Linked DNA regions of Homo sapiens: regions 1 and 2 are each linked to region 3. The links are chromatin loops, found by intact Hi-C in ENCODE. Cell type or tissue: PC-3. All regions are shown on one strand.

The links. A loop is a pair of places that touch in the nucleus more often than their neighbours do. Peaks named below come from ENCODE experiments on the same cell type or tissue, not always from the same donor. Only the 100,000 strongest peaks of a DNase experiment are listed, where the experiment ranks them.
Region 1: it touches region 3 in a loop (6-fold over the local background); 3 of 110 quality-filtered maps call a loop at or near these places.
Region 2: a loop joins it to region 3, with 12 times the contacts of the local background. A loop is called at or near these places in 10 of 110 quality-filtered maps.

The regions. Positions count from the first base shown.
Region 1 is chr11:78,225,276-78,233,275 of GRCh38, forward strand. It overlaps GAB2 (GRB2 associated binding protein 2), which reads right to left. Exons shown (of 10, transcript NM_080491.3): 4 at 1,190-1,776. It also overlaps a transcript of USP35 not described here. Among named protein-coding and RNA genes, the nearest start is that of USP35, 40 kb to the left of the region's middle. In PC-3, a CTCF peak has its summit at 3,295 (motif pointing right); DNase peaks (open chromatin) are centred at 3,296 and 7,076.
Region 2 is chr11:78,212,908-78,220,907 of GRCh38, forward strand. USP35 (ubiquitin specific peptidase 35) reads left to right here. Exons shown (of 11, transcript NM_020798.4): 11 at 739-2,325. The coding sequence ends at 906. It overlaps GAB2 (GRB2 associated binding protein 2), which reads right to left. Exons shown (of 10, transcript NM_080491.3): 9 at 7,412-7,537; 10 at 2,386-6,508. The coding sequence ends at 6,365. Among named protein-coding and RNA genes, the nearest start is that of USP35, 28 kb to the left of the region's middle. In PC-3, no CTCF peak of the experiment used is centred here; a DNase peak (open chromatin) is centred at 4,174; H3K27ac peaks cover 769 bases.
Region 3 is chr11:78,145,849-78,153,848 of GRCh38, forward strand. It overlaps KCTD21-AS1 (KCTD21 antisense RNA 1), which reads left to right. Exons shown (of 3, transcript NR_102281.1): 2 at 3,129-3,245. Among named protein-coding and RNA genes, the nearest start is that of KCTD21-AS1, 10 kb to the left of the region's middle. In PC-3, a CTCF peak has its summit at 4,026 (motif pointing right); a DNase peak (open chromatin) is centred at 3,963; H3K27ac peaks cover 563 bases.

The DNA.
Region 1 (8,000 bases), 79 kb after region 3:
TGTGGTTCAAGGTCTTACTGATACTCCAGAAGATACTACTCTCAACCCCAAATGATAAGGAATTTCTTCGAACACATCACTCCTCAGTTCAAAAATTCCTCCTGGGCTTCTAGATGTAGCTCCAGTGTTAGCATCTGCAGAGAAGCTGTCCTTGACTACTCTACCCTCATCTATGCACCTCTCCTTTGACTCCTACACCACTCACCTGTCCTGCTCACCCCAGCCATCACTTCTCTGAACACCACAGTAACAATACTTGTCCTGATTTATATGTGTTGGTTTTATTTTCCCAATGAGATGTAAGCTCTGAAGGGCAGGAACATGTTTTATGTATGTCTTTATCATCTCAGTTCCAAAACGGAGTATGACTGCTCAAATTGTCGATGGATTGAAAGACGGCAAAGAGGTCTAAACTAGGAGCTGGGACTCTAGGGTCTGAGTCTCATCTCTGGCACAATGACTCTGCAACTCTATTTAAGTCTCTTAACTGTCATTGGCCTCATGTGAGATGGAGACAAGGAGGTTTTGTCCCACCAACCTCTCTGCCTGGCTTAAACAACAGGATGGACAAGAAAAGGCTTTGCAAACCATAAAGCAAGATGCAAAATGAAAGGAATTAATATTGTTCTATTTTTTCATCATACAGAGGAGGTTACATGCAGAGTTGGAATACTCTCAGTGGAAAACAAGTAACAATAGAATTTAGGTACTTCAAATAAAAGTTTTGACTTCAACCAAAGAGATTCAAGTATGATTTAGAAAATATTAAGACCTCGTTTTGCTTTAGCAGTCTGTTAGTCCACACAGGTTTCACTCCAGTTTGGACTGATCTTCTGAATTTATTTTTTAAATCTTTGATTTGATTTACAAATGAATAAAATACAATGATTTGGGCTTCTAAACCCATAATATGTTATACTGTGGTTAATCAAGAATGTCCTATTCTCCATTAGTAGAACATTAACTTCTCTGGGGCTAGCTCTGTTAGACAACTACTACTAACAGCCTCCAGTGCTGGAGGACCAACTGGTAAGGGATCTGGGTAGAAGACACCTATGTTTTTGAGTATCAGTGACCTAGGTGGTTCGTAAGTTCCCCTCGGCCATGGATGACCAAGGACCATCAAACTATTGAGAACCCCTGTGTTACCTCCTCCTCCCTCTGAGTCTCAGCTAGGACTTATACTGACCTCGGTGAAGTCGGCTGTTGTCCATTGCAGGGAGGGTGTTGCGTCTGGGGATGGTGGCAGCGACAGATCTGCTATTTTCACTGATTGGCGGTCTCTGCTGAGGACTGCCCCATCGAGGTGTTTCTGCCTGACTTGGCTTGGGGGGGCGGGGTGGGGGAGCTATGGCTGAGTCCCCAGGAGTGGCCACTGTCATGGCATTGTGGTTTTTGTCCAGAGTGAATGTCCTAGGGATCTGGTAGGCTGAGAGTGGGGTGGCCGGAACATCCATATTGTCTACCAGGAGGTCCCCGAACTCCCTGCACAGGGTGTTGCTGGGCGTCTTGAAGGTGTACACATCCTCATTATCTGTCTCGGAGCCTGTGAGGCTGCCCTTGGTGTGGCCATGGGAGGCCAGGCTGCGGGGGAGGTCGTAGGTACTGTCTCTGAATTCTGTATTGTGCCGGCTCGGCTTGGGAAGGCTATAGAAGCCATGGACTTGACCACTGATCCCGTTGACACAGTGTCCATTGCCCTGGGCAAGTTTTTGTACAGCTGTGTCACTCCTCATGAGAAAAGAGGCTCTGGTGCCCTGAGAGAAGCTGGCACTCCTAAAAGAGAAAGAAGGGAAAGGGCAGGAGGGTGAGACAATTACTAGCTGTGTGACCTTGAGGCAAAGCACTTTCTCTTTCTATACTTTGGTTTAGGCATCTGTAAAATGGTGACTAAAAGCATATTTTGAAGGTTGTTCAGACTCTAGTATATGAATGTTTAAACAATGTTAGACTTCATCCGTCCCCCATCTCCAAATGGCAGTTAATAGCAGGGGTTATAACCCCCACTCCCTGAACAAGTATCAATAAGCCAGATGGATTGCCTATTTGTTCACTGTTTTAAGTACCGCAGAATATGCACATTCGAACACAAATGTTGTGAGACAGTGGAAAGAACCTTTAAGTTGATGACAGGAAACAGCAAACAAGTCATTTTACCTCTCTGAGTCTATTCTGCCACTGTGAAACTAGCCCATGGGTATTGATGTTGTAAGTTGAAAAGAATTATTTGGGTCAGGTGCAGTGTGCAGTGGCTCATGACTGTAATCCCTGCACTTTGGGAGGCTGAGGTGGGAGGTTCACTTGAGGCCAGGAGTTCAAGACCAGCCTGGGAACACAATAAGACTCCATTGCCACCAAAAAAAAAAAAAAAAGAACTAGCTGGGCAGGGTGCTGCACACCTGTAGTCCTAGCTTCTGGTGAGGCTAAGGGAGGAGGATCGCTTGAACCCAGAAGTTCGAAGTTAGAGTGAGCTATGATCGCACCACTGCATTCCAGTCTAGTAAACAGAATGAGACCCTGTTTCAAAAAAACACACGCCCCAACACAAACAAACAACAAACTATTCAAACGTAAGCTCTAGATTTATTTTCTACCATGATTTATGGTTGGTTAAGAGGCATTTTGAGGGGAAAGATCTCTTTCCAGAGACCTAGAAATCTATATGAAGAATGGTTTCCTGTTTGGGAACTATATATAGAAAAAGTTTTGATTAGTACATTTTTAAATTTAGGTTTTGGGCAATAAGGCAAGCAGTAAAAAGAGAAGAGAAACAAGAGGGGAGACTTGTGTTAGGTTCCAGTACTGCTACTGATACGTGCTGTGTGTATCACCAAGCCTCCTCTCTCAGGTGGGACCTAGTACGTCACAATGATTTCTAAGGGCCCATCTGGCCCCGATGCTCTACAAGCCCTTCGTTTCACAAGAGTGGTTTTCAAACTAGATTCCAGGTTCTCTGTAAGTGCTTTGGGAAATTGGAGGGTGAGGTTCTGAGCAAGCAGGGATTTAGGTCTGCTTCTTTAGCTTGTGTATGATTCTTCATAGGATTTCACTTGGGGAAAAAAAGAATCAATCCTTTGTAGCAGGGATTCTAAGCCTTTTGGAGGCTATAGGAGTTTTTAAGATTCTGGTCAAAAGCTCTTGGAGTGTCTCATCAGAAAAGGCAAATCTCGTATACATATAAACTTGTTGGGGCTGTAATACATAATAGCCCTCTGAGGCCAATCCCTGGACCTTTTGCCTTATAGAAGCTCTCTCAGCTCCTGAGGAGTTTGTTATTTACAGATGTGGCCACCAGATGGTGTTAGAAAATAGGGGCCAGAGCTTAGAAAGAGGAAACAGGTGTGTAAAGCCAGGCTTCCTCTCATGTAAACTGTACCCACCATGATGGCTAGGAATTCCAGGTCAGTCTCCAAACCTTCACTGATGCTCCTCCTTGGGCCTCTGCACTCCTCCTCCCTTTCTGTTCCATTCCAGACACATAACCAAGCCAACAGCCATGGGCTTGGATGATTGAACATCTAGGCTTTAGATAATGTAGTGCTTAGGGAAGAGGACGGGGGTGGCGGGGGGAGCGAATGGTAGACATAAGGTGTTAATGTTGTATGCATTTTTTTGGTGCCTTTCATTTTGCTTTTTTTGGAATTTCCAACTCTCTGTTGGATGCTCCCATCTGGATTTGTTCATTTTACATTTACTGATGTCCTAATTTCCATCTGGGCCAGGCAAAAGGGATACAGAGATGCCACCTGCCCAGTGAGGGGTGGTCTGGGAATGTCACAGTAGGGCAGGAGATGACATGGATGCAAATCATTACAGTCAAGTAGGGGTGAGTATGTAGCTGCTGACAGTTGGTATCAGCCCTTGCTGGGGGTGGTGGTAGACAATGTCAGGGAAGCCTCCTTCAGAGATGTTTTATCTTGAGTGAGTCTGGAAGGATGAGCCACAACTGGCCAGGCAGAAGGCAGGAGAAGGGAAATGGTGTTCTAGTTGAAGGCTCAAAGATGTAGAACACAACCTGGCAAGTTCTAGAAACTCGAAGCTGCTCAGGCTGCAGCAAGCACATTAGAAGGCAGGGCTGAGAGAAGACACTGGAGGCCAGGCCAGGACTAAAGGGAACGGGGAGCCTCTGAAGGATTTCAAGGTGGGGATGGGGTTGCAAGAGCATCACAGGCACCCTGCAATAACCTTCAACATACTCAAGAATGAACTCATCATCTTCCTCTGGAACTCTTCTCCTCCTGCCTCTCTTATTTTGGGAATGGCAACAGTTACTCAAGCCAGAAACCTGGGAGTCACCCACATTATGATTTCTGCCCAGGGCCTCTCTGATCCTTCCATCCTACTAATATTTACTTTCCTAACTTCCCAGTGTAAACATTTTCAACACCGCCTCAATGCTTCAGGATTAAGCCCAAACTCCTAGGTTTATCCCAACTCATCTCACCAATCTTTTCTCTTTAGTTCCCTTTTCCACTCTAGGATCCAAACCAAACTTTGCAGTGTTCCCTGTGTGCCCCAGTTAGTCAAGCATTGGGCTTTGCTGCATTGTTGGGCTGTGTCTGGAAGGCTTCTTACCTCAATCTGGCAAGTTCCTACTCCATTTATCCTTCAAACTCATCTCAGAAGACACATTTTTTAAGGCCATTCTTACATCCTCTACCTCTAAGCATTGCTTAACTTAATCACTTGCTTAACTTTGTTCTTGGAGCAGGTAGCAAGTGTTACCTATATTAGGCACCATTACTACTTATCTCTGCCAACAGACTGTGATTTCCTTGAGGAAAGAAACTGTGTCTTACTCATTTTTCTCTCCTTAGCACCTAGGTTAATGCTTGTTGCATTATAAATAATGAATAAACGTTTGTTGTAAGTAAGCAAATGAATAAACAAACGTATGTTGCTGCTATCCCTTTTCCTGGGCTTGGCCCAAACCTTCTGATCAGCAGATCAAAGCCCTTCCTCTGTAGAACCCACTAGCTTACGTTCCAACTTCCCTCTACCCCGGCATCCTCCTGTCTCGCTCACAGAACTACTCACTCATCCCTAAACATGTCCTGTGTAGTCTAAACTTCAGCCCTGGTCTTGCATTACTCACCTCCCTGTGGAACGCTTCCTTGATACATCAACACCTTACACAAAGTCCACAAGAAGCCTTTTCACTCTACAAAGGTATTACAGGTCCCTAATTCTCCTTTTTATGGTAATCATTCCTTCCTCTGTGCTACCACAGCACTCTGTGCTTCCATCGCAACACTCACCTTATTCTGCCTTATGTCAGTTATTCAGGTCTGTGTCTTTCCACTTCTACCAGACCATGTGCTCCTAGAAGGCAGAGGGCCATATCCTGTACCCTGGCATAGTGCCAGGCATATGATAGATAATAGTGACACATGTTGAGGGAGACTGATTATCACCTCAGTAACCAAGTAAGAGGAGTTGAACAAGGGACTCTTGCCCAAAGTTACATACTCAGAGGGCAGGGAATTTGTTCTAGCAGCCAGGTCTCTGGGTGCCCCCACTGCGCAAACCATGCTAAAATGTGGTCCCTTTGGGCAATAATCTAGATGGGGAATTCCAAATACTCAGCAGTCTTATGGCCTTTAGTATTTTCATGTAAACCTTAACTGAGGCCTGTGTCACTGTGATGACCTGAGTTGCTTTTGTGGGATGGATAATCCACCTGGAAGTGGTGGATTTGGAGAGAGGCTTCTCTTCCAGGGCTGGGCTTACAGAAGCCTTATAAAATAGGCAAGATACTATGCCATACATATCACATGTGATCTCATTTTAAATCCTCCTAATAGTTCTGAGACACACCTCTTACTTTCACATTATCAGATGAGGAAAACAGTAAATGGCAGAGTTGGAGCAGGAAGATACTCAAACACAAGCACGTATGGGAGCTCCCCAGAATCAAAAAGAAGTTTGAGAGAAGATATTCCCTCAAGCCAGCAGTGCCAAGTGCCTTCCCTTTCCATTCCTGGCCAATGGCTCTTCCAGAGGCTATAGAGGCTATTGCCACCATACAGTCTCTCCCTTGGTGCGCGCGCGCGCGTGTGTGGTGTGTGTGTGTGTGTGTGTGTGTGTGTGTGTGTCGGAGTCTCATTCTGTCTCCCAGGCTGGAGTGCAGTGATGCAATCTTGGCTCACTGCAACCTCCGCCTCCTGGGTTCAAAGCGATTCTCCTGCCTCAGCACCCTGAGTAGCTGTGATTACAGGAGCGTACCACTGCACCTGGCTAATTTTTGTATATTTAGTAGAGACGGGGTTTCATCATATCGGCCATGCTGGTCTCGAACTCCTGACCTCGTGGTCTGCCCGCCTCAGCCTCCCAAAGTGCTGGGATTACAGGCGTGAGCCACTGTGCCCGGCCTTCCCTTGGCTTTTAAAAATGGTTTTCTAGTTTTTCTAGCCACTTCATTTTGTACTTGTTCTTCCACACATTTTCATATAATTTTATATACCATACTATATGATGATTTTGCTTTTTTCTATCCCACTGGACTCCAAGAACCCTAATGATGAAGGACTCACTTTGATTTTCAATGAGTATGTTCCCATTTAAGGGTGACTTAATATAAAATGCTTGTAAGTAGATTAAACACCATTTAGAGTTCTGTAACTGTCACTGGCCATGTTTAAGAGGTCATTTGAACTATCCTCTTGCATTTGACCCATTCCAAATGGATCCTTCCTGTGAAAGAAGAAAACTCTGTGTCACAAATCTTTATGAGATGAGGCAATCTTTGTATCTCAAACCCTTCTGGCTGCAGTTCTGAGCCAATTTTGGCAGGACTCTGGTTACAGAGCAAAGCTGTATATGTGAAACTAAAAGTTGTATATTTTGCCTTTGGTCAGTCAATCAAAGCCTCTGGTGAATGAGTCAGGGAAGACTTAGAAAAGATTAATGATGGGTAAGCTCTCCACTGACATTTCTAATTTTACCATTTACCCACCATCTTTCTATAGACTACTGCTGCAGGGTCAGTGATTCTGGAATCTCACCAATGAAATTTCACTCCTAGTAACCCTCACCAGAATTATGGCTTTTCAGGGCATGTGACTCACATCAATGTATCATCTGTTACAGGTTTAACAGCCTTCTTGAAATAAGAAGACAGACACTGGCTAGAATCTGGAATGAGGCCCCAAAGGCTGGAGGACAAAAATAAGTCCAGTGAAACCAACTTGTCTTCAAAGAGAAAAAGAACTCTATTTGTCTTGACTCTGCCAGTTCAAAACTCTTTCCGTTGGCAATAGATATTATTCTGAATAGTTACTTATTTTAGCTCAGTGGAAGACCTGCATTTTGAGAAATGAAGTTATTTTAGCAAGAATACATATTATCTAGTACTTGAAGGAAGACTAGTGGCTATTATTGCAGTAAAAGTGATGATAAATACATAATTCACAGTTTTATTTCTAAGGTGCTTAATTTACTGTATCTTTACAATCAGGTTCCCACATAAATGAAAAAAGAGATAGATAGAAGGCTGGTATTAGTAGCCTCAGTAATCCAATCAGACACAGTTATGTCTAGTCTATGCGAGGCAGGATGAATGGGCTGATTCACTTTATACCCCCTACTCAAAAATAATCTTACAGGATTACTTTGGAGATCATATGAGGTACCTAATGTAAAAGTGCTTTGTAAACTTTAAAGCATCATTTCTTTCTTCCAGAGCACCTAGTATATAATGTGAATGTTAGAGGAAACACAGGATTAAAGTCTATTCATATACTTACCAATACCTGGCACTGTTAAGTTTTTTTTTTTTTTTTGGTGACAAGGTCTGGCTCTATTGCCCAGGCTGGAATGCAGTGACGTGATCTCAGCTCACTGCAACCTCCGCCTCCTGGGCTCAAGCCATCCTCCCACCTCAGTCTTCTGAGTAGCTGGGGCTACAGGCATGTGCCACCATGCCTGGCTAATTGTTTTTGGTAGAGATGGGGTGTCGCCATGTTGCCCGGGCTGGTCTCAAACTTGTGAGCTGAAGCAAT
Region 2 (8,000 bases), 67 kb after region 3:
CGGGTGTGGGGGGAGGGGGTCCCACTACCCACGTGAGCCTCCTGTGTGACTCCCTAGAGTCAAGGGTGGCACTGGCATACTGAGCAGCTGGAACAGCATGGGCTTTGACCAGTGGGATGGGTGCCAGTGCCTGGAGTTTGTGTTTTGTGCGGGGGAATACAGCAACTGGTGTGGGGACACCAGACCGGGTGTCACCAACATCAACTCCTTCTTCCCCAAGGACACAGCCTATGTGCTGTTTTACCAGCAGCAGCCCAGGGAGGGGCCTGAGGCTGAGTCAGGCTCTCAGGGACAGCTTCTGCCATGCTGTCCAGATGGAGGCAGGGTGGCGGGTAAGGATCGCCATGAGGCTGACGTCCTGGTAGCAGGAGGATGGGCTTTCTCATAGGCAGAGCCCATTCCTCGTGATCATGAGGCCTGCGGACAGGTTCCCGTGTGGTGTGATATGACCCTCGAAGTCCTCAGACCTCTCGGTACCACATTAGGCCCTTGTCAGCTAGTCAGTCACACCCTAGTATCAGCTGGCTCAGGGACTAGAGTTTTTATTGAGAGGAGGGGGTCTTTTGAAGTCTTTTGAAGGTGTCCACCCCGGATATCCTGCCACTGAGCTGCAATGTCTCTGTGTGTCCAGGCCCTGGGGACCTAGAGGAAACATTGAAAGGTGTTGTGCTGGGTAGACTCACTCTGGCTTCAGGGTGTGAATTCTAAGTCTAAGTCTCCTCTCATCTGTGTTCCCAGGAGCAGGAGAAGGAGGCCCGGAGCAGGGCGGCCTACATCTCTGCACTCCCCACATCTCCGCACTGGGGGAGGGGCTTTGATGAAGACAAGGATGAGGATGAAGGCTCTCCAGGGGGCTGCAATCCTGCAGGTGGCAATGGTGGTGACTTCCACAGACTGGTCTTCTAATGTGAACCTGCTGCCAACCTGACCCCTTCCCTCCAGGAGCCAGGTAGGGCCTGAGGGAAGCTGTGGAGGCAGGCCCTACCAAGAGGAAGGATGGTACAGCTCATGGCACCTTAGTCCTCAGCCTGATGAAGGGTACACAGAGATTCTCTCAGATATGGAAGTAAGACCTAAGTCCCTTTCATTGGGGATCAGTCCCATTAAAACTTTACACCCAAGTGTCCTGGTTAACTTGAAGCAGCCGAGATGGGCACACACGGGTCTTTGCCTCCCCCTCCTTCCCTAGCAGGCTCCCCATGCGGGAAGATCTGATGATGTTCAGGAAACAGGCTAGACCTCAGCTCCAATGTTTTGACATCAAGTACTATTTTCCTTCCGACTGCTGTACGGTATAAAGCACAGCAGGATCCAAGCCTTGCACAAAGGGGTGGGGGGGGCAGTGTCTCCTCTGGCTGTCCTGTTTGTTTGTTTCTCATATGGGGGTGGGGGGTACCTGCACTGTCTGTACCTTTCTGAGAAGAACAGAGACCGAGACCTGCCCCCTTACCAAGCGCCACTGCATGGTTTTGGGGGGGGGGGCGGGGGGCTAGCTTCTCACAGCAGGAGGCCTTTGCCCCCACAGCCCCTCCACGCCTGCCTCAGGGCCTGAGAAGCCACCACTTGTATCCCCCTTGTGGTTAGAGTCCTGATTTTACTGCAAAGGTGTTCATGTTCCTTGTGAAGTGTGGGCTCTTAGGAAGCCTGTGGGCTCCTCTGAGCAGTTGGCCTTTGTAGCTGCAACAGCAGCCACCTGCAGGTTGGGTGAAGTGCCCTGACACTGCTGTAGCCCCCTTCTAACTTCTAACCGAAGACAAGACAGACACCCATGTTCATAAATAAATAAAAGTAAGCCTAAGCAAGAGATTGTTCTTCCTTGGACTCAGGGGCTGTGATGGCCACTGGGTTTTGCTCACGGGGTCTGGGGAGGCCAGGACTCAGCCTGCCCCCCAGTGACGTGTGAGATGCCACAGGGAGCCAAGAGCCCTCTACTGAATCTACTGAAGTGGGGTGTAAGTAAACGTGTGGACTGACTGACTTACTTACCTTACTGAGGGCTGGGTGATGCTGCCCGTGGAGAGGATGCACCTGGGAGGCAGCTCTCAAGCCTTTACCTACCTCCTTCCCCAGGGGCTGCCTGCTGTGATGGTGGTGTGGAGTTTGGGCCCAATGTCACAGACCCTCAAGATGTCACATCTAAGTGACCTGTGAAAGCAGCAGACAGACACGCCCAGAACCCATCTCTAGACGCCTAAGAAAGCTGGATGGGTAAATGCTAGTATGATTTCCACTTTACAACAGACGCTGAGGTAGAGAGCATTTGTTCTTATTCACAGCCAAGAAAAATACCCAATTATTTCCAAATAAAGCAAAAATTGGAACAGACTGGAGTGAGAACGGGTTCCACCACCAAGCCCCTCAAGACAAGATGGACACGGCAGCTGGTTCTGGGGTGCATTTCTAGTGGACTTTATTGTCCTGCTCCAACACCACAGTAGAAAGGGACCTGCAAGCTCCAAGCCTGTACCATGTGTCACCACAGCAAAAACATGACCCACTTGAACACACTCCTGTCCCACCCACCGGATAAATATGTTACAATTTAAAAAAAAGAATACAACAGAATAAATTAATAACTTAAGTGATTAGGCACCAACAGTGATTTGAAAATTAAATGTCAATTTTAAATGGTAACAAGACAAGAACTCAAGACTGGGCTTCCACTAGCCCATTTTCTCTTCCTGACAAACAGTGACAATTCTGCGTGAAATAATTCTAGATTTCAAGACACAAGTAGCCAACAAATACACAACACATGCCACCATAAATCACATGACAGCCTGGATCTCTTGGGGACCCCCTCGGCAGGTACCCCATTGTGGTCCCAGGTCCTAAACAGCAGGGCTAGTCCCAGAAAGACGACCCCCCACGGAAGGGCTTTAGCGCTCCTGAGACCAGTCTGGCTTCCCCTGCATTTTATGAAGGCCCAGATGGGGAAGGAAGAACTCTGGAAATGGGATAGGGGTGCTGGGCCGAGATGTCCCCATGGGAGAAGGGGCCAGAGGGAGGATGAGCTGAGCCCATGCTCCAGTAACTTCAGAATGGTTGTGCTTTTGTCACAGGAATGGGGCATACTTTGTTAACTTCTACATTGGAAACCACTAAAGTCAAGCTAGGAGGGGACTGGGGATAGGTACTGCCCACCCCAATCCCCCAGAAAGAAGTTACAGAGGAGGGAGTCTCCCCTTCAAGCAGCTGAGCACCAGCTGTGGATGGGACCTCAGCGCAGCTAATCCAACCTCCCATTCCACAGACAGGCAGATCAAGGACTTAAGGAGACACCATCTCCCTATTTCTCATCGTTCTCACTTGACTTAACCTTGCAGAAGTGGAGCTGGAAGTGGGTGAAGAAGGCTCCTTGGAGAGCCCCAGGCAGGGGGCCTGTGTGAAGCAGTGCTGAGTGGGAAGGTATCCCCTTTCCGTAGGCTCAGTCCTCTCCAGGCCCCCAGGAGAGGTGGACTTTGACCCATGGATAGGCCAAAGGACCAGTTTTTTCAACTGAGTTGACTCCTTTGTTGGAGGAGGTAGTGGGTGGAGGGTGGGGATATGCTAGATACGGCTGGTAGTTTGGGGCCTGTGAGCCAGAGCTTTGCTTTCAAAAGGTCAATTTCACCTCTCATCCTTCCATCTCTACCCCTACACTTGCACCCGAGGGATTTTGGTAGTTACCAGAATAGGGGGCTGGAAGGAAGCCTCCTGGTAGTTACCAGAATAGGGGGCTGGAAGGAAGCCTCCTGGGAGATTCGATTTGAACACCTCAGTCGCTCTCCGAAGATTCCAGCCAGGTCCACTCACATCATGGCACACTCAGAACATGCTCACATGTTTATGGGAGGCTGCAATAGTCTGGGCCCACTTGTGGCTGCTGCGGGTACAGGGAAGGCACCAGTTAAAAGCTCTGTCGTATGGGGCCCCTTGTAGGGGGCCTTTAAGGCACACATTCAGGGCTGGGCAGAGTGAACCAGCACCCTGCCAACTCTGCCCAGTGTAGCTACCACCACTGCTTCCATTCACTTATTGGAACACCAAGGCATGGCCCCTACACTTCTGAGTGGCTGGACCCATATGCTCAAAGGCCTTTTGTTCCCAAGACACAAGGCTTTCCAAGCCTCTCCTTCCTTCTTCCTCCACTGGACCCAAGCCCTGCCCTCCTCCTCTGTAAAAATCTGACTCATCCCCTTCTAAGGCCTACCTCAGGCACTCCCTTTTCCTAGAATCCACCTTCCCTGATCCCCCACTCCTGCCTCTGACACCAACCTCCCTAAGTACTTCCTCTGCCCTCCATCAGCATTTGAAGTCTCTGTCTGATGGCCATCACCACTGTCTCATGTCCTTGTCCTTTTTCTGATTGTGGCTATCTTAAGTTCAGGGAGAAGGTCTGATTGATTCTTGTGTCCTTAGTGCTTAACCCCAGAAACTGGAGACAGCAGCCATTAATAAATACTCCTTGAGTTGATCTAAACTAATGCTAGGAGGAGAGGTGCAGCTCTTGAAGAAATAACTTCTTCCAGGATGGGACTTAGAGAATGGCTAGGCCATTGGTCTGGTGAACTATGCATGCTCATGGGAGCTGAAAGGGGAATGGGGGCAGAGGACAGTGGTAGCTGTCCCCATCAAACATGGCAGGAAGTCATTGTTTGGGAGGAAGAAGTTCTGTTCGCCCCAGGGTAGAATGAAACGTCTGGTCTGTCCTGTTGCTTCTGAAACTCTTGAAAATTTAGTCAAGAACAGTCAACATAAAAACATTCAGATCCCCCACCCTTAGTTTAAGAGAAGGAACCTTGGGTGATGCCCTACACCCCGTCCCTGCTAATCTGATGGCCTTTCAAACCTGGGGAGGAGAGTCCAAGATGGCTCCTGGAATGCTAGGGAGCAACAGAGGGCGGATGAGCTGAGGAAACACTGGGCCGGCACCAGGCCAGACTCGTTCCTACCCTGCGATCTGACATACGCCACAGCCCATGGGCACAAGCTGTCAGCCATGCCTGATGTGGTCCTCTAGGCATCATTCTGCCCTGCTTTCTCCTTGTCCTGCCTGACCCACTGTCCCATCCTAGGAACGGTCCTCATGTCACACCACCATGCACACCACTCTTGCACGTGTCCCTCCTTCACTTTCTGCTCCACCCTGCACCCCCAAGGATTGCGTTGGGCACCCCCCAACTCCCAGGCCCTTTGGATGTATTTCCCCACTTGCTACATGGCCTTCACCACTGCTTCACATCTGTCTGCTACCTCTGTGCCCGACTTCCACTGCACTGCTCACTGCAAAGAAACTCACTTCCCGACCCCACTGCAGAGTCCCCTGCACTGCCCTGTGCCTCTGCCCAGCCTGTGCCTGTCCCAGGGTTCCCCTCAGTCCCTGCATCACCCCCATCCACACCACACTCCCTCCCATATTCCCCACCCCTTTACCATGTGTTCCTGCCCCATGTGCTTGGTCGCCCAGCTTGGTCCAAGCCTTCCCCTGTATGCTGCTTTCAAGGTGGGGCTGGCGGGGGCCTCTGAGGGGACTGGGGAAGAGGACTAGCCCTTGGGCCTAGAGTGGCCTGTAGCTCCAGAGTTCTGGGGACCCAGACCCCACAGTGTCCTTGTCATCTCCACCACCCGAGCTCCAAGCCCTGCTCCTTGCTGCTCTAGGTTGGCCATCAGTTTTCCCTTCCTTTTGTCCTTCATCTTCTGCCTCTGCACCCCACAGCAGCTGTCCTGCCATGGCCTCAGCCTCAAAGTGGGTTCCCTGCAGATGTCAGCTTTCCCTCTTCATCTGGGCATCTAAGTCCTTTACCCCTCAAGACCACTGCTGAGCCTCCGTCTCCACCATCTCCTCTTTTAGTGGCCTTGCTTCTCTCCTGCCAAGAAAAACAGGAATGAAAAAGTCCATTATCCACTTTGGTTTGCTGGTCCTTGACTCCCTGGGTTGGTGAGACTTGTCTTCTGGGACTGAAGGAGAGGTAGCCCAGTGGCCGGAGGGAAGATAGCTGAGGGCTGTGACTGAACGTGAGGTGTGGAATCTGGCTCAGAGCCCCAGCCCTTCCCTCCAAACATCTGGTAGAGAGTCAGGTCTAAAGGACAGGAAGAGGCTGAAGGATGCTTTTTGGAAGTAGCTCCTAACTAAGGTGGGTGGAGGCATGGCCATTACTGATAAAAATCACAGCTGGGCCCCGAGTGGGCAGAGGAGGTGCCTTGATCAGGCCCTCACCTCCCAGGGGAAGGGTTCAGGGTCCCTGATGTCAAGTGCTTTGAAGGCTGAGACTGGCAGAGTAGAGAGGAGGTGGATGGGAGGAAGAACGGGAGAGGGGAGAGGGGAGATGGGAAGGGCCAGCTCTGGAGATGCTGCCTCCTGGGCTCTGCGGTGGCCCTCTCATCACAGCTTGGCACCCTTGGAAGGCTCTGAGGACTGCCGCACGTCTGTCCACTCCTGCATGGTGTTCTGCAGGGCCTGGGTCTTCTCCTTGTCCACCTGAACGTAGTCCACCTTCTCATCAGAGGTGACGGATGAAGTAGATGGCTGAGGGGACAGAGTGGGAAAGAGGGAGTAGCTGTGAGTTACCAGTTAGGTGGGGAGGAAGAAGGTGGGCACGGGATCTTCCTGAGCTGTCTGAAGGGGAGAAGAGCATGGCCTCTGCCTGCCACTGACCAGCCTCAGGAGCCTGGCTTCTCTTTCTGAATGTGGGCTTTAAAGCTCAGACTCCAAACTCATCATCCCTCCTGCAGGATGTAGCAGCACCTGCCAGCCCTTCTTACTTCCCGGCTTCTGGGAGGACCCAGGCCCTTCCTTGGCCCTGGTGGATGGGTCCAGGCCTTCATCTCTGCCTCCACCCATCTCTGTCAGGTCGCTCATCCAGGGGAAGGAATTTGCTAGGTGCAAACAAACATCAGCCACAGGACTTTACGTGCTGTGCTCACTGCCACCCTGTGAAGGGGAACCATGCTGAGGCACAGCTCTGCACCCTTCTGTCTAGACTGCTTAGCTATAAGGATGCCTCCTGGGGAGGCTTTCCCAGGCCTGGAAGTCCCTTCTGAAGGCTGATGTATCGACGGCAGGGCTCTGGACCCACTCGAGAGCCCAGGACCAGGAGGCAGTATCCTCATTCCTGGATCTGTTGCTGATTCACTTTGTAACCTTAGGACAATCAGATCTCTGTGCACTCATTTGCCCATCTCTACAACACGGGGGATGGGCTGACTGATGAGGTTCTCTGACTGAGGGTACTGTGCTCTGAGAGCAGGAATAGGAGTCTTTAGACCTAGATGAAAGCTCTATGACTAAAGATGCATCATAAAAGCTGGGTACTGGAGCAGGAGGGAGGCTGAGTGCTGCTGTTCAGTGTTGAAGGCACCCTGGCCTCCATGATCTCTGCCTCCGGGACCCTGAGAGCTCTTACTGCCCCCCCAACTCTACTCCAGGCACCTTGCGGTGGGGGCTTGGGGAGCTCGGCTGGAAGTCCAGGGCCAGATAATCAACGCTGCCGGTGCTCTTCTTAGGGGCAGGACTGTTCGTGCCACTGGGAACGGGAGATGCAGACACTGGGTTTTGCTGTCACGAGGAGGAAAAAACTGTGAGTGACTGCAGAAAACAGACTAACCCACCACCCAGAAAAACACCTCTGGGAGTAAGAACACTGTTTCCCTGAGCCCTACTCTGACACATGCACCATGCTAAGGACTTTTCATGTTTTCATTTTAATCCTCATGACAATCCTGTAAGGTAGGTATGATTACTGTTGATACTGTTTAAAGCAAAGATGAAACTGTGGTTCACTTTACTTTCAGAGAAGTGACTTTGCCTGTGGCTGCACAGCTGTTGAGTGATGGGAATCAGGTCTGTTTTCTGACTTCCAAACCTGTGCTAACCCCTGTACCACACTGCCTCCTTTCTAGCACATCAGGCCAAGTCTCATCAACAGTGGCTCTCCTGAGACATCCAGCCTTTGCTTGCTGGCGCTTAAGAAAGGAGCACATTTCCTTTATGCACTGGAAAGTTTTCTTCTGTCGCACCA
Region 3 (8,000 bases):
CCTTTTCCTTTATTGTATGTCAGGCTCCTCCTATCCTATGACAAATCCTGCATGACCCAGTTCAGATGATCTATGAAATTTTCCCAAAGCACTTCATGCAGGTTTCTTTTCAGAATTTACAATTGTAACCCCGATGACAGCTAAGCCCTCCAAGATTCTTCAAATCTAAATAAAACTGACTTTGCCCAACCATTTAGTCTCAATTTGACAGCCTGTGGAAGCCAAGGCTTTCCCTTGTATTTCTGCAGAGTCTCAGAGGCATACATTTTCACATCACCTCTTTTCTCCTGGACTTCCTAATTCTCAGTTGTGGCCTGTGTTCTTACCTTATAACCCAGATTGGAGATTCAGCTCCTTCACTGCTTTCCAGGCAAAACCTGCTGATACACAGTATTTATGAGTACAGAGACTTTACTGACGAGCACAGCACACACAGCAAATCCTTTAAATCTCAAGGCATCAGGCTGGCCCTCCCTGGTCCTCTTTGACTCTTTGGCCATGTGGTGTCCCCCTGTTGCCCTTTCCTGGTGCAGTTTCAGTCTCCCCATTTTTCTGATCTTCCCTCACTCTCTGAAACAACAAACCTCTTCGAAAGCCTTTCTTGTGTAGAGTAGTTCCAGGGCGCTTTCTGTTCTTGGCCTCTCCTTCTACCCAAGACCTTATGAAGGTGTTATTCCAAAGAAGACAATTCCTTTCCCAAGAGGAGTTCTTGGACCAACAGGATAATAATTTTCCAGTCATCTTGTATGTTTATAAGCATGTCTTAGTTCAGGCTGCTATACCGAAGTACCACAGACTGAGTGTCTTATAAACAACAGACAAACAGACATTTATTCCTCACAGTTCTGGAGGCTGGAAGTCTGAGATCCAGGTCCAGGAAGCGGGTCTGGTGAGGGCTGTCTTCCAGGTTGCAGACTGCCAACTTCTTGTATCCTCACATGGTGGAAAGAGAGTGAGAGCGCTTTCTGGGCTCTCTTTCATTTTTATTTACTTATTTATTTATTTTTGAGACAGAGACTCACTGTGTCACCCAGGCTAGAATGCAGTGGCATGATCTCTGCTCACTGCAACCTCTGCCACCAGGGTTCAAGTGATTCTCCTGCTTTAACCTCCCAAGTAGCTGGGATTACAGGTGCCAGCCACCATGCCTGGGTCATTTTTGTATTTTTAGTAGAGATGGAGTTTCACTGTGTTGGTCAGGCTGGTCTTGAACCCCTGACCTCAAGCAATCCACCTGCTTCAGCCTCCCAAAGTGCTGAGATTACAGGTGTGAGCCACCGCTCCCAGCCAGTGGGCTGTCTTTTATAAGGGCACTAATTCTACTCATGAGGGCTCAACCCTCATAACCTAATTACTTTAGACAGGCCCCCACCTCCCTATACCATCACATTGAAGGTTAAGATTTCAACATATCAACTGGGGTAGGGGGCTCAAACATTCAGTCTATAACAGAGTGTGCCTCACCCCATGGGTCTGAATCAGGTCTGGTCTGAGTTGGTTGTCCCAGATCCCTGCACAGAGCTTGGAATATAGTAGGCCTTCAGTAACATTTGTTGAATAAATGAATTTGTGATAAATGAGAATGATTGATTAAAAAATACTGAATAAAATAATGAATCAGCTAGGCGTGGTGGCTCACGCCTATAATCCCAGCACTTTGGGAGGCCGAGGCGGGCGGATCACCTGAGGTCAGGAGTTTGAGACTAGTCTGGCCAACATGGTAAAACCCCAACTCTACTAAAAATACAAAAAATTAGCCAGGCATGGTGGTGGGTGCCTGTAATCTCAGCTACTTGGCAGGCTGAGGCAGGAGAATCACTTGAACCCGGGAAGCAGAGGTTGTAGTGAGCTGAGATCGCGCCATTGCACTCCAGCCTGGGCAACAAGAGCGAAATTTCGTGTCAAAAAAAAAAAAAAAAGAATGAATCAGTTGACATTAATTGACCTGATGGTTCCCAGGGATCTTTGCCCTGCAAAAGAAGAAGCTGACAGAAGTTCTAGTCCTAATTCTAGTCCCAGTTTTGCCTCTCAGTTGCGTGTAATCATGGGCAGGTCACTTTTCCTCTCTGTACCTCAGGTGAAAAATGAGAAGGAGGCTTCTTGTTATTCCTTTTTGTTCTGCCAACCACACCTCATTCTAATCGTCACCTGCTTGCCACCTGATGCTTCATGCTGGGACCTGGCTGGCCTGCTGGGTAGCTTATTATTAAAATCCACCTGCCTGGTTAAAAAGTGCTTTCAAAGCAGAGGGCCCACCTGGAATTGTTCTAGCTCATGATTCTTGTTCAGCCACACCATTGCATTCCTTGCCTTCCTTTAATGCCTGTTACAACTGCACATTGAATAAGCTCTTTCATTCTCCTCCCAATTTACGAATGAAATCCCATCAATCTTTTCCCATGCCCAGCCCTCACGCAGGAGTGTGTGTCTATGTGTTTGTGTGTGTGAATGCGTGTACCTGCATTCACTTGCATGCATACACACACACCCTCTTCCTTAACCAGGTTTATTGTGTCTGAAATTTTCCGAAACTTTGTATAGGCTTTCTGAAGGAAGTAGAAACCCCATGTAGTATTTGTGTTTTTTTTAAGACAGGGTCTCACTCTGTTGCCCAGGCTGGAGTGCAGTGGCGTGATCTTGGCTCCCCGTGTAGTATTCGTAGCAAGGCTTTGGTCATAGTTGCTTTTTCACTGTTTGAGGCCTTCACTGGAGCTATCTACCATGAGTCCTCAGAGGCCAGGATTTCCAAGGAGTAACTGATCAGTTTTCATTCGTTCTTAGCTCATTGATATCACTAAGCCTCTGTGTCAATAACTAATGTAAGTATGTATGTATGTATGTAAGTGCAGTGGTGTGATCATAGCTCACTGCAGCCTCAAACTCCTGTTCTCAGGTGATCCTCCCATCTCAGTCTCCTGAGTAGCTGGGACCACAGTTACGTGCCACCACACCTGGCTAATTAAAAAAATTTTTTTTGTAGAGATGGGTCTTGCCATGTTGCCCAGGCTGGTCTTGAACTGCCAACCTCAAGCAATCTTCCCTCCTTGGCCTCCCAAAGTGCTGGGATTACAAGTGTGAGCCACTATGCCTAGCCAACATCTAAGATCTTTTTTTTTTTTTTGAGACAGGGTCTCGCTCTGTATCCCAGGCTGGAGTTCAGTGGCACGATCTCCGCTCGCTGCAACCTCCGCCTCCTGGGTTCAAGTGATTCTCCTGCCTCAGCCTCCCAAGTAGCTGGATTACAGGTGCGTACCACCATGCCTGGCTAATTTTTTGTATTTTTAGTAGAGATGGGGTTTCACCATTTTGGCCAGGCTGGTCTTAAACTCCTGATCTCAAGTGATCTGCCCACCTCGGCCTCCAAAAGTTCTTGGATTATAGGCGTGAGCCACCGCACCTGGCACAACAACTAAGATCTTTCTTCCCGCCTCCCTGCTCCCCCAGAGACAGTCTCGCTCTGTCAACCAGGCTGGAGTGCAGTGGCGCAATCTTGGCTCACTGCAACCTCCACTTTCCAGGTTCAAGTGATCCTCCCGTCTCAGCCTCCCAAGTAGCTGGGATTACAGGCGCGTGCCACCATGCCCAGCTAATTTTTGTATTTTTTTAGAGACAGGGTTTCACCATGTTGGCTAGGCTGGAAAACTAAGATCTTAATTTGAGTGCCAAAGGGTGTCCCACAGCTCCTTTCCTATATTTTGTTATTGGGGCGGGGCCAGGACACACATTTCAGTAATCTTTGCTTTTAAGGGTTATGAGGTAACTTAAAATATGGAAAAAAAAAAAACAGGTATAACACACAGAACCTTAGATTTCATTGTTGCCAAGCTCCATGTGAACTAGGATATGAATAGTAGCAATGATTCAATTATTATTAATAGCATACACTTACTAGATACCAAACACTGGGTGAAGTGTGATACATAAGTCATCTCATTTATGTAAACATTGTGAGGAAATAGAGCACTGGAGAGTTAAGGAACTCACTCGGGTACTCACTGCTGGTAAGTGATGCAGCCAGGATTCAACCCAGCCCATCAGATGGCAGCATCTGCATCTATAACCATTACACTATTTCTTTCTTCAAGCTCCCAATTTGTGTTCTGAGGAGAGACTAAATAAGGAAAAGAAAAAAATGTCTTCCCCTATTTAGCCACCAGACCTTTGCCCATGACTTGGAAGTGTTTGCTGTGGAGTCTCCTATCTTGTCTTTTTTTTTTTTTTTGAGATGGAGTCTCGCTCTGTCTCCCAGGCTGGAGTGCAGTGGCATGATCTCGGCTCACTGCAATCTCCTCCTTCTGGGCCCAAGCGATTCTCCTGCCTCATTCTTCCCAGTAGCTGGGATTATAGGCTTCCGCCCCAACGCCTGGCTAATTTTTGTATTTTTAGTAGAGACAAGGTTTCTCTATTGGTCAGGCTGGTCTGGAACTCCTGACCTCAAGTGATCCTCCCCCTTTGGTATCCCAAAGTGCTGGGATTACAGGCGTGAGCCACTGCACCTAGCCTCCTATCTTGTCTTCATGAGTGTTCAGAATTTTGTGGTGCACTGATCAGAAGCCCAGAGGAATCTAGACTTCATTGAGGTGCACCTTGGTATTTGAATCCCACTCTCTCTTTTTGTTTTTATTTTTTGGTGGAGTGGGAGGGTAGGGGCAGACAGAGTCTCACTCTGTTGCCCAGGCCAAAGTGCAGTGGGCACAGCTCACTGCAGCCTTGACCTCACAGGCTTAAATCATCCTCCCACCTCAGCCTCCGGAGTAGCTAGGACTATAGGTGCACCACCACACCTGGCTAATTTTTGTATTTTTTGTAGAACTGAGGTTTCGCCATGTTGCCCAGGCTGGTCTCAAACTCCTGGGCTCAAGCAATCTGCCCGCCTCGGCCTCCCAAAGTGCTGAGATTACAGTCATGAGCTACTGTGCCCAGCCCAAATTCCTCTTTATCAGCATCAGATCATATCAATATCAATTTTATAAAGACCATTAATATCAACCAGGAGAAGGATGAAAGCAAAATGTTCTAAGAGCAAAGGGACTGCTGATTATCATCAAGTGACCCTATTTCACAGGAAGAAAATGTGGATGACATTTTATGACCAACAGCATTGTTTATTTAACCTTGGAGCACAATAGAGAAAAACTTTTGACTCCAACCCCCAGTCCCTGAAGGCAGAAGTCTGAAATACCCTCTCAATTCTGTTTATGGCCTTAAAGCATTTGTCTTAGCCTATATTCTCCCCAAAGCAGGGCCTGAGACAAAGGCTTATGTGTGAGTAGTTTAATTTGCTGTGCTGATCTCAGGAAGCAGGAGCTATGCTTGCAGAAAATGAAATAGGGAGTGCAAATATAAGGATAAGATATTAACTACTACTGAGGACAACTGATTACTCAAGCATGGGAGACCTTCTGAGAGACCATATAGGATGCATTTAAGGACTGTCTTGCTCAGGGGAAGAGAGGGAGAAAAGGTTATCCATCAGTTTCCCTCTCCCATTGGTCAAGACTGGCCCTAGGGAACATTTATGTTTCCTGTAAATGAGTGCTAAGTGGACTCCCACAGACATCAGGCATGGCAGCTCAAAGAGACTGGAAGGCAGAAAATGAAAGACATGAGACGGGCCTGAGGCCAGGCATTTTCAGGTTACATCTTCATGAAGATGGTCACTGCTGCACAATGGCTGGAATAAGAGGTGAGACTGACAAGATATGAAGTGGGACATGAGAGGTGTTTGACAGAGTCCAACCCTTGCACCATTCAAGCCCACTTAAAATGCCCTTGTGTAAATTTAATTTGTCATACGGTCGTCTTCAGTATGGCAGTTGGCTGCGTTCTCTGCAAACACTTGATAATCCAAGCAAATTAGTGAAACAAGTTATAACACTTGCTGCTACAGTTGATCCCAAAGCTGTAATTGATATTCATTATCTGCTTCTTCTACCACTCAATCTAGATTTCTCTTATTCTCATCTAGCACTTTGGCTGGCCTGGATTTCTTGCTTGGTGGTGGGACTATGACTGTCCCTGAAGTCCTTATGATTGCCTTACCCTTGATATGATCATGATTACTACAAATAGCCTGTTCATCATTACCACTGGATTTGTTCCTGAGCTGACACTTAACTGAGCCTTACCAGAACATTCCACCATCATCTGCCAGGGTCTGTTTTATTGCAGAAGCCATAGAGGTGATCTGAATAGAGATATAATGGGCATAAACAGGCTTGTGTCCTCTAAGTCTGTTCTGATGGTGTTAATCTCTGCAGTTCTTTCTGGGATGCAATATTGCTTCTACTGATGGGGGCAGTGAAGTGTCTGGGTAACTTCAGGGGCTTCCACTTGGCCCTTTCTACTACAGACTCTTACTCGGCTGGATGTGGTGGCTCACGCCTGTAATTCCAGCACTTTGGGAGGCCGAGGCGGGCGGATCACTTGAGGTCAGGAGTTCGAGATCAGCCTGGCCAATGTGGTGAAACCCCATCTCTACTAACATTAGAGACTACAAAAATTAGCCGTGTGTGGTGGTGGCATGCCTGTAATTCCAGCTACTCAGGAGGCTGAGGCAGGGGAATCGCTTGAACCCAGGAGGTGGAGGTTGCAGTGAGCCGGGATCAAGCCATTGTACTCCAGCCTGGGTGACAGAACAAGACTCTGTCTCAAAAAAAAAAAAGATTCTTACTCCTCAGGTCAGAAAAACAACACAAGAATTCTAATATCTGCTAAATATATATCTGCTGATCTCTACTTCCAGAAACTGGGGAATTAACCACAGGGTGGGTCCGTGAATGCATAGAACCAATGTGAAATGCATTTGGGCTAGAAGTCATTTTATCACTTGGCTTTCATCATTCAAATTCATCATCTAAAAATGGGGGGCTGCATGCGGTGCCTCACACCTGTAATTCCAGCACTTTGGGAGGCTGAGGTGGGTGGATCATCTGAGGTGAGGAGTTCAAGACTCATCCTGGCCCACAATGCAAAACCCGTCTGCACTAAAAATACAAACATTAGCCAGGCGTGGTGGCGGGCACTTGTAGTCCCAGCTACTCGAGAGGCTGAGGCGGGAGAATCACTTGAACCCAGGAGATGGAGGTTGCAGTCAGCCGAGATTGTGCCACTTCACTCCAGCCTGGGTGACGGAGCGAGACTCCCTGTCAATAAATAAATAAATAAATAAATAATGGGGGTGACAGTTCTTATCACTTACGGGTTTTGTGAGGATTAAATGGTATGTGTAAACACCAAAACAGCTGTTGACACACAGTAGGTGTTCAAGAAATAGTACTGTGATAGGACATTTTTCTACAGAAATCCTGACTCCCGCTTTGGATGATTTCCTTGAATCCTGAGTTTTTTGAATTCCCCAAATTGTCCTCCATGGTACTACATAGTCATTAAGAACAAAGATTTAGGAGCCAGATCATTGGGGTTTTGAATCTTGGCTCTACCAGTCACTAGCTGTTGGATGTTGGGCAAGTGGTTTAATCTATCTGTGATTCAATTTCTTTAATCTATAAAATGAGAAAAATTATATATCTCACAGTATTGTTTTGGTAATTGAGTTATTATATGGAAAACACCTAGAATTGCCTGGCACATAGTAAGCAGAATGTAACTGTTAGCTATTATTATTTTATTGTTATTTTTTGAGATGGGGTCTCACTCTGTTGCCCAGGCTGGAGTGCAATGGTGAGATCATGGCTTGCTGCAGCCTCAACCTCCCACGCTTAAGTGATCCTCCCACCTCAGCCTCCCAAGTAGCTGGGACTACAGGTGCATGCCACCACACCCAGCTAATTTTTGTATATTTGTAGAGACAGGGTTTCACCATGTTACCCAGGCTGGTCTTGAGTCCTGGGCTCAAACAATCCGCACACTTTGGCCTCCCAAAGTGCTGGGATTACAGGTGTGAGCCACCATGCCTGGCCTATTATTATTATTAATTGGCCAACACTACCACCTAGAATTTCTTACTAGCTGGCTTTTTTTCCCCCATCCGTTGCTTA